2 separate regions of the Homo sapiens genome follow, and region 2 is linked to region 1. Evidence: read pairs that join two places in POLR2A ChIA-PET (ENCODE). Cell type or tissue: OCI-LY7. All regions are shown on one strand. Each heading gives the region's core, and the rest is flanking DNA. Links, peaks and the distances in the headings are about the cores only. Region 1 has its middle 160 kb from the start of LINC00375. Region 2 holds the start of LOC105370290 (a long non-coding RNA gene).

Region 1 (5,401 bases), core at 70-5,069:
TTTCTGTATAACACGGGGGACGGGGGGTGTAAGGAACCATAGGAAGCTTTGGAAAAGATAATAGCCAAGAACTGAATCTCAATACAAGACTGAAAATGAATAGAACTATAAAATATTTCTCCTCCATCCCATACCTTATCTCCACATCAGTAGGGCTCCTGTGTAGTAAGAGTGGATAGTAACAAAAAGAAACACATGTCCCAGACCTTATCCAAGAAATTGTTTCCATGTAAAACTAAGGTCAACAGAGTAGATTAAAACAAAAAACACCAAAAAAAATTTAAGTGTCTGAGACCTACAGCTATAGCTAACAGGAAATATCTCCTAACTCTTAGCCAGATAAATATAAAACTCTAGTCTCAAGGCCTGTTTACATCAGGTCTTTTTTACTAAGTATGCCATGTCCAGCTTTCAACAAAATATTACAAAGCATACTAAAAGACATCTTTTCCCAACTTGAAAAAAAATTTAAAACACAGTATAAAGGGAAAGAACAAGCATTGGAATGAAACTCAGATATGACAGAGATTGGGGAATTTTTAGATGAGAAATTTAAAACAACTAGAATTAACATACTTAGGCTCTAATGGAAAAAAACAGCCATGATATGGAATCTACACAAGTGTCCATCAATGGATGAAGGGATTTTAAAAGAATGGCATATATACACAATGGAATACCAATCTGCCATAAAAAAGTAAAATCCTGTCATTTGCAGCAACATAGATAGAATTGGAGGTCATTATGTTAAATGAAATAAGCCAGGCACAGAAAAACAAGTATCACATGTTCTCATTCACATATGAGTGGTAAAAAACGTTAATCATATGGATATAGAAAGTAGAATGGTAGTTGCCAGTGGCTGGGAAAGTGGGAAGGATGAAGAGAAATAGATTACTGGGCACAAACATACAGTTTGACAAAAGGAATAAGTCCTAGTGTTCAGTAGTGCATTAGGATGACTATAGTTAACAATGATAGATTATGTATTTCAAAATAGCTAGAAAAGAAGATTTGCAATTTACCTAATACAAAGAAATAATAAATGTTTGAGGTTACAGATATTCAAAATACCCTGATTTGATCATTACACATTGTATGCATGTACCCAAATATCACATATAACCCATAAATATGTACATATTATATATTGACAAAAATTAAAAAGGATTAACTGAATGGGTTGCACACAATGAACTACATTTATTCCAACATTCTCATCTCCCTGAGCTTTAAGATTCCTTGTTATATGGTAGGCCAGGGAAATTCCAGCATTTTGTATTCACTGAATCTTCACTAAATCCTGTTAACCAACCCAGCAGACAATTAATATTTCTCCCAGCCAACATATATCTGTGTAGGTTCACCCTTATCAATATTTTATGCTAATCAAGTCCTGTATTTCATCCTGCTTGCTCTGACATTATCAGACTTCATTTGCATGCATGCTTTATAGACCCTTGTTCATACAAATCAGTGACACCTTGTGATATGCTTAGTGTGGTGAAGCTATTTCGTCCTGGATAATACTTCCAGCTTCTCCATCAGAGCTATGGTGGAATGTAGTTACTATTATGTATATGAAGGTTATGAGGCGTGATCTTTTATGGGTCTTGAAGACATTCATTATCCCTTAGCAAAGCAACTCTTTTTTGCAGTTATTAGAAAGATCTTATAACAGAGAAGATGTGTTCCTCCCGTTGAGAGGTAAGTGGCTGCCTTTTCTGGCAGAGAGGCGTTTGTAGGTTTGAAGTTCTAAGACTCATCCATGTTTGTGCAAAATTCCTCAGATATTATTCTGAGTTTCTTTTCTTCTCCATCAATGCCTTTACGTGTCACTGAAATTCTGCATTGTCATGTTTTGGGCTCAGTTCTTAACCTTTCTTCTTTAAAAACTTAAGAGATGAGAGACTTGTTCTGAAGTTGCCAGAAAGGTTTCTGATTTTCCAGTTGGGCTCTCTGCTGGGCATTTAAACCTTCCAAATTGTTCTTTCAATCTGCCACCACTCTAAATCTATAAGAAGCGGTCTAGCGTCCCCATAAACTTTATAATCATTTTTGTTAAAATCTACAAGTAAGTGATCTACAAGTGTCTTGCTTTTGACCTGCACTTCATTCCTTGTCTGCAGAAATATATATTAGAAATGTATTACCCAATCGTCAGCTTTGCCTTAAGTATATGAATAACTTTATCCCAGAATCCCATTGCCAGGATCTGTTTCTGGAGCTACAGTATCAATTACTGTAATTTTTGGCACAGGTGACATAATCACATGAAGAGAATTTAATAAAAAGACTTATTTAAGCTTGGTAGAGATGGTTAAGAGAACTATTGAAGCACCCTGCGCTAGTCACAGAAAAGGGCAGGGAGAAGAAACATTTACTGGAACACCAGCGAGAATAATTTTATCTGAAAGCCACCATTCCTGACAAGAGCTATGTCTTTTGATAGAGGGAGACAACTCAGCTAGAGAAGCACAGAAGGCAGCCACCTAGTGGAACTCCTTCTTCAGACTTTTTCTTTCCTCATGCCTTAATCTCCAAGCAGCAGATGGAAACCATTTGAGGCAACACACATGCAGGTTAGACTCCCTGGGAATATAGCAGATTATAAAAGCATAGAGAGCAGATTTAGAGGGAAAATTAAACAGAAATACAGACTCTTCACTGTGGTTTTCCATTACCAATTACTAGAATAGCACAAGACAGGTATTCTGTTTTAGTGTATTATAATAAAATAATCCGAATATACAATACAATTGTAAATGATATCAGCAAATTTAGCCTAAAAGTCAAACTTAGTTATACAATTATTAATGCATAAATATGACTCCATTAATTTTCATGCATAAATGAGTTAGAAAGGAAGTAGTACATTTTGACTGATATAAAAATAATGTATTATATGTTTGAGTAGGATGTTTTAATTTTGACCTTCAAAGTTATAAACTTGTTTGTTATATTTAGCACAAATCCACTGGGTTAAAAAATGTCTCCCAGATATAATCCGATATATTATAAGTGTCTCCAATCTGAGGTTGTAAAAATTAACATCATAGGAAGGTATGTACAATTGATTATAAAATAAGCATGGATAACAAACAATTACTTTATTCTAATTCCATTCACGTTAATAGTATGAACAGTTTTCTGAAATTCATGACTCCTAAACATACAAATGAACTTTGTACATTTTCTCTCTAATCTTAGTCAGAAAATGTTAAAAACAGTCATTAAAATATGCATTTTATCCAATAACATGATTGGTACATAGTTTACTTCTGATTGTTGGAATTGATAATATTAATGAATAATGCTTTTCTTGAGCTTATTGGTTGTTTTTGTGCATACATCAAATTTTCTTGACGTTTATATATGTCAACTAAACAATATTATGCCAAAATTTTAGGGAAACTTTCTGTCATAATTTGCAAAGTCAAGCTATATTGTGTTTATTCATGCTAGTTTTTAAGTCGATAGGCCTTCAAATGTTCATCATCACAGTGTAAAAGAAGGTAACATAGATGTCATCAAATTGAGTCATGGCTGCCTAAAGTGAAGAACTGTTCTCAAGAAGTGGCATCCAAAACATACAACATTCAGCCCTCATGGTCAGCAGATTTAATTATACATTTTGATTCAACATTTCAAATGAATTAAAGTGAAACAGTTTTCCTTAAGTATGGGATTTAGCCTTGAAAATTCTGATATAGTGAACTCACCTCATTATATCTGAACGCAGACTTACTACATAATCTCTAATTCTCCCCTTAAAAACAGAAATGAAAAAAAAAGCCTAAGATAGCTTTTCAAAATCCACCTCACTATATCAAAATACATCTATTAATGTGTTAGAAGGCAGTAAGAATGTTAGAAACAACTTTTAGGGAAGATTATTTCTGATGAAATACGGCATTACAGAAAGCAAGGTTTTCCAGCACTGTCTCAATTGATTTCTGACTCTTTCTCTTCCTTACAACCAAAATTTGAGTTTTTACAAAAGCTAGCATGTGTACACACAGTTTATATAGAGTTAAACTACCTGTGAATTAAAGTTAGTATTTTTTTGACATATGTAAACACAATAAACAAAATTTGATATATGAGGGAAATAACAAATGCAGCAGGAGGAAAACAGTAATATACTTTTGTTTAAATGAACAAAGTGGACAATATTTTTCACCTGAATGTGAACCCACATGGAAAACTAACTGAAATAACACAAGTATACTCCTATTCTTGAATGCCAGAACTATGTTTTGAAAAAATCCTTCATCAATAACGTGAGTATTGATTTTTTCACATCATTATTTTAGTAATTTTAATTTCTACTTAGTATATTAGTGTTATTGTTAGTATTTTATAGTAACTTTATTTTATTATTAAATGTATGCTATTGCCAGGCTCGGTGGCTCACGCCTGTAATCCCAGCACTTTGGGAGGCCCAGGCGGGTGGATCACCTGAGGTCGGGAGTTCGAGACCAGCCTGACCAACAGGGAGAAACCCTCTCTCTACTAAAAATACAAAAAAGGATTAGTCAGGTGTGGTGGCGCATGCCTGTAATTCCAGCTAGTCATTACTCGGGAGGCTAAGGCAGGACAATCACTTGAACCTGGGAGGCGGAGGTTGTGGTGAGCTGAGATTTTGCCATTTCACTCCAGCCTGGGCAAGAAGAGCGAATCTCTGACTCAAAAAATAAATAAATAAATAAATAAATATGTTGTTTACTAGCATTATAACAATCAAATTATATGCATTTATTTAATCATTACAACATATTTTCTGGTACTAGATTACTGTTTTAAAGATTATGAAAATGAGACTCATTTTAGTGCCATAATTTAGTGTCAATTATGTTGCCAATGTAATTATAAATGTACAAGTAAATGGAGTAATACACACACATACTCAATTTTCCTATCATATATCATGAATAAATATAAGCAACTTTTTCAAAAATTTATAGATCTATTTATTAATTAAAGACAACTTTTTATTATATCATAATATATTATGACATTTCTTAAAGTAGCGCAGATTTTTAAATACATATATATACATACTCATTGATTTAAAATGCTTTTTCCAGAAAAAAAAACTTATACTTGCAAGATTTTGCTTAATAATATGGTTTTTATAATTATATTACTTTTCTTCATGGGTTTTAAATTTCCAAGATTTCCTACTATCACCTTTCTTTGCTGTAACCAATTTGTTTTAACAGTGTTGACAGGAGCACTGTTAGAGATACAGAGATTGAATCCCTGAGGAAAACGTGATTCAATTTCATGCATGAATGTTCATCTTAAAACTAACTTATTAAACTAAGGTAGGTTTTAAAAATGGCTCTAATGTTTAAAAAAAATAACAGTGACTCAAAGGAAAAGATTCCATGTAAAG
Region 2 (5,401 bases), core at 296-5,295, 84 kb before region 1:
TCGTTTCATATCTTAGGATGGGAGGAGCATAAATCTTAAATACTGAGGTCAAAGAGCCAGCGAAAAGTAGTGGCTAAAGAATCATCACGAGTACATATTCAATGATACAACATCCCACAGGTGTGGGAGGCACGCAGGTGATAGAGAACACAGGAAATGTGATGTTGAGTGCGAGAGCAGCCGCCAGCCTCTTCCATATGGACATGAGGGGAGGATGGGTGAGAAGGTGAAGATTTTTGTAGGTGAAAAACAAGTTCACTTTGGTTTCCCACTTTTAAAATAGAAAATGAGACAATCAGCTGAGAACAAACAAGATGATTGTAGTTTGGGGCACGTTAGTAAACAAATGAAACTTTATAAGTCTACTTCAGGGAAAGAAAAAGAACTGAGTAGAAGCACGAAGAAGGACTAAATGCAAGAAACAAATCATATTTCAATTCTAGATTATAGAACATTAAAGTCAGCTTTCAATGCCGTGAGAGACAGTGAGGTCATATAGTGGATAATGGGTGTTAAATATTTCAGAGGTGGTATATTTTGGGGTCACCACCTCACATAAAAAGACTGGTAAGTTTACAAAAATATGTCCTACTACTCCTTTACAAAGGGTAACAAAAAGCACAAAACACAACAAACTAATATCAGAGATTTTTAATAGGAAATTTACAGTAAAATTAGAGTATGAAGAATATGTTTGAACAATGTGTTAAACAATATACGTTTAAAGCAGGATGGATATATAAGAATGGCACAGATATAAATATTGTTTAGGAACTTATAAGAACATTGATGTTATTAAGAGGAAAACTTGTGCACCTCACAATAAACTTCAAAATCCTACTGATCAAGATAAAAATAAAGAGAGATGGAAGTGATAGATTTCTCACTCAAATGCTGTGCAATTGCCTAAGAACCTTTTCCTTTTCTTTCTCAGTCTACCTCTTCAGTGATAGATTGCTCTACAGCAATCTCTTTTTTCCTCATCTCAATCAACCTTCCATTTTTCTCCTTTGAGTACTTTGGGCCCCAACATTTTCCCTCTTTGGTCAATTTGACCTTCTTTCTGATTTCATATTTCTTTCTCTTTTTTTTTTTTTCTAACTTGTTACATTTATGTGTAACTACTCTGTACTCAGCCTGGTGTTAAATCAACTTTTTAAGGTGTATTATATTAAAGAGCAATATTATAATGATTTAAATACTATTGATTGTTTTGCCTGACTTTATTCTGGAACTCAAGAAACATAAACAAATATATTTTTTTAAAAAATCATTTTTGTCTCAAAAGACAAAACTGTGGACTACAGCAGAGAAAATAATTTAATTTTGCTACACTAGTAAAATTCATTTCTTTTTATTGAAGATAAGTTTTGTAAAATCAGCAGACAAAAAAATCATCTGGTTTATGAGGTAAATGATGGTTTTCTTTATTTATAAAACACATATTTCTTTAAAATGCTTCTCCATTTTTATTTTTTCACATACTGAACTAGTCTGTTCTCATGCTGCTAATAAAAAGATACCTGAGGCTAGGTAGTTTATAAAGGAAAGAGGTTTATTTGACTTACAGTTCCACATGGCTGGGGAGGCCTCACAATCATGGCAGAAGGTGAATGAGGAAAAAAGTCACATCTTACATGGTGGCAGGCAAGAGAGCCAGTGCAGGGGAACTCCCTTTTATAAAACCATCAAATCTCGTGAGACTTATTTGCTATTGTGACAACAGCACAGGACAAACCCGCCCCCATGATTTATTACCTCTTCCCAGGTCCCTCCCACAACATGTGGGGATTATAGAAGCTACAATTCAAGATGAGATTTGGGTGGGGACACAGTCAAACTATATTGCATACTAAAGAAGAAACTATGTATATCCTTTAAGTTGCCAATATATTGACATACCTGTTTGTTTATTGACTTGTCACTGTTCACATATTCAAGATGCTTGGAAATAACACTCCTTTAACCATCTGAGGTATTTACAAGTTTGGCTTAATAAAAAGATCACACAGCAGAGTAAAGAGGAAGGGAACATGTACAATGGCATTCATCAGAAGAATTGTAGATTTCATATTCCCTTTCTTGGTAGCATGAGGTATTAGCTATAGAAACAAAATTCTGTGTGGAAAATCACCCATAGAAATATAAGGAACATACAATAATGTTTTAGCTCTTGAGCCAGACTGAGGTCAGTTGACCTAAATTTTGTGATAATGTGCATCTCTACTGGTATGAATTGGGCTCATATTTGTTTGTGTCTAGCTATGGTTCATTTATCTAGCTTGAGCTCAGCTGTGGGTGGCTCTGCTTCAAGGGTCCCTAATCCACACCTCATTCCCATGAACTTACTAGGAATGTTCTCACTCTCACGGCAATTTCAGAGGAACTTATGCACAGGTGAAAACACGTAGGGACCCTTGAAGTATATGTTTAGAACTGGCCCATCATCACTTTTGCTTCATCCTGTTGGCCAAAGGATATTGCATGGCTGAGGCTAATGTGGAGAAACAGAAAACTGCACACTGTTCACGTTTGAAGGGCCCTTAAGGTTATGGCAAAAGGTGTAATCCAGGGAGAAGTGCAGATGGTTGCCAATAACATAATCTACTTAACCACCTGAACAAGTAATAGTTTTAGAAACAGAAAGTCAATATTTGGAATGCCCGTTGTTTATTCCTCACTACCTAATTAACCTTCAGACTGTGGTACATTGCTTAGATTTCTCTCTTGTAATAAAAATTCCATTACCTCTGTGAAAGTTATCCTGAGAGAAAGAAATAAAAACAATTTATATAAGATGATTGTACGTGAATTTTCATTCACTTAAGTTTCTCTGCAGTTGAATTTCCTTCCTACTTTTGGAGAATCACTGAACTGTAAAGCAGAGACTGCTTCATATTATTTTAAACTGTGAAAACTACTGATATTTATCTTTTAGGCCCTTTAATACACAGTAAAATCCTTGATATAGGCTTCACCAATCAAACACACCTACCATAGACTTGAATTAAAATTTAATCATGTGAGAAGTCAAGGATGACAAGGCGACAGTGGCAGCTGCAGCCAGTTCCTGTAGCTGCAGTTGTAGCAGTTTGAGTGACAGTATGAATGTCCTGTTTGTGAAGTCATCAGTGATGTAATCTGTAGTGTTTGTTACTAGTAAATACAAGGAGAAGAAAAATAATTTAAGCCCAAGAGAACCCCAAAATGTAGCTCACCCTGGCAATGTCTGGCCCATTTTCCCTAGACCTTTCATATTCTCTGGGTGATTTTCAACAGTATCTACATCCCTGAAGCTGAAAACTCCTTTCCCTTGGATTTTGGAAAGATCAGTTTCCTACATAGTTTTGGCAGCAGGCAGGATATGCAGGGAAATATAGCACCCAGTAGCAGCCCTCACCAATGATGCTTAGGAGTTAGGGTATAAAAACCACAGATACTTGACCCCATGAATGGGGCTGATAGAAGTGTGCGTTTGCATCCTTTCAGTGTTTCCCCAGTGGATTAAGCCTTAATAGCACTTTAGGGTAGCTGTCTTAATACTACAGTCATTAATAGGTGTTTATTCTATTATCAATTCCCTACTTCCTTAATCATTTCATTTTCCAAATCAACTACTTTTACTTGAATTCTAGAGGCTGGGTCTGCTTCTTAGAGAGTATACATTAAGGTGCTAGGTTTATATTTCTGATGGTAAGTGAAATGGTACAGCTTTAAAAAACACAACCACCTTACACAGTCAGAGGCAATAAAAATTCAGATTCCTTAAGAGTGAAGAAACTACAATGAGATTATCAGCTGACACCTGTTGGAATGTCTATTATCAAAAAGACAAAAGATAAGTGTTGACAAGGATGTGGATAAAAAAAAAATGCTTGTGTACTGTTGGTGGGAAAGTAAGTTAGTACATCCATTATGGAAATAGTAGAGAGGTTTCTCAAGAAATTAAAAATAGAAATACCATATGATTCAGCAAACCTATTTCTGGTTATTCAGACAAAGGAATTAAAATCAGTGCCTCAGAGAGATATTTATATCCCCATGCTAATTGCCCCACAATTGACAATAGCCAAGATATGGAAACAACCTAAATGTCTGTTGACAAATGGATTAAAAAAATCGTGCTATACAAGATATGTAACAAAATAATATTTAGCCTTAACAAAGAAGGAAATCCTGCCTTTTGTGACGACATAGATAAATCTGGAGGCAATTATGTGAGACGAAATAAGCCAGACACACAGAAAGATAAATACTGTGTGATCTCACATACATGTGGAATCTACAGTAGTCAAACTCATAGCAGCATAGAGTAAAATGGTGGTTTTCAGTGGCTCGGGGTAGGGAGAGATTGGAGATGTTTGTCACAGGGTACACAATTTCAGTTATGCAAGATGAATGAGTTCTGGAGATCTAATATATATCAATGTGGTTTTAACTAACATTATTGTATACTGTGAGCCTAAAATTTGCTAAGCAAGTAAATCTTAAGAGTTCTCATCAAAAAGTAATCATGTGAAGAGATAGATATATGAGTTTCAATATGGTGATTATTTTACAATACATACATATATCAAAACATCACTTGTACATCTTTAATATATACAATATATATTTGTTAATTATATATCAATAAAGCTGATAAAAATTCATGAAGATATATAGATAGATACATTACTTCACAGGGCAAAAACTTAACAACTGAGTTGTTGGCTGTGGTACAGGACTTGTGGTGTGATTAGCAAACCAAGGCAGTAATAAAAAACAACTACGATCTATTGACAATTAAAAAATGAAGACTTATGGGCATTAACTCATATTTCCTTTCTTGCTCTGTCATATGCATAGCTATATTAGGCAAATACTTTCCCTCTTCTGTACACTTCATTTTCTTTTTTCTTCAATAAAGGGTGTATGTTGTTGATAATATCAAGATAACATTTTAACAAAAGCAAGATTTTAATGGGCATGATTGGATGATTATGGTCTTACATTGGTTTCGGTAATTCATAGTAATTTGCTTTAACCCTTTCGATTGGAAGATTAACATGTATTTGATTGTACAAGAAATAATTGCATTATGTTAGAAAAAATGTATGATTTTAGAAGTATAAAGAAAAGAACAAATAATTATACTAATATTGCACAGCCAAAGTTGATGATGTTGAAACCATCTTACTATTATTTTTTTGCTTCTTATTAAATTAATGTGACTTGCATTTTTTCCACTATAACAAAATGCCTACTTCTAACAACAGAGTTTGAAATTTTTGGATTCTTGCTTCCCAAGTCTCTCTTGCTGTTAGTGTGTGTGCTTGGAAACTAGAATCCACCAATCTCATGCACCTGTCCCAGACATTGAATTAGAACCAAAAAAAATAAACGTCCACGGCCGTTATTT

What was found. ChIA-PET counts read pairs that join two places held together with the same protein. Peaks named below come from ENCODE experiments on the same cell type or tissue, not always from the same donor. Only the 100,000 strongest peaks of a DNase experiment are listed, where the experiment ranks them.
Region 2: POLR2A ChIA-PET joins it to region 1 with 5 read pairs; 1 of 35 experiments calls an interaction of 5 or more read pairs at or near these places.

Annotation. Positions count from the first base shown.
Region 1 is chr13:84,983,566-84,988,966 of GRCh38, forward strand. No RefSeq gene overlaps it. Among named protein-coding and RNA genes, the nearest start is that of LINC00375, 160 kb to the right of the region's middle. In OCI-LY7, for the core only: CTCF peaks have their summits at 2,483 (motif pointing left) and 2,684; a DNase peak (open chromatin) is centred at 2,506.
Region 2 is chr13:84,899,351-84,904,751 of GRCh38, forward strand. It overlaps LOC105370290 (a long non-coding RNA gene), which reads right to left and starts at 3,081. Exons shown (of 8, transcript XR_007063929.1): 1 at 2,996-3,081. In OCI-LY7, for the core only: a CTCF peak has its summit at 3,494; a DNase peak (open chromatin) is centred at 3,071; H3K4me3 peaks cover 887 bases; H3K27ac peaks cover 1,348 bases.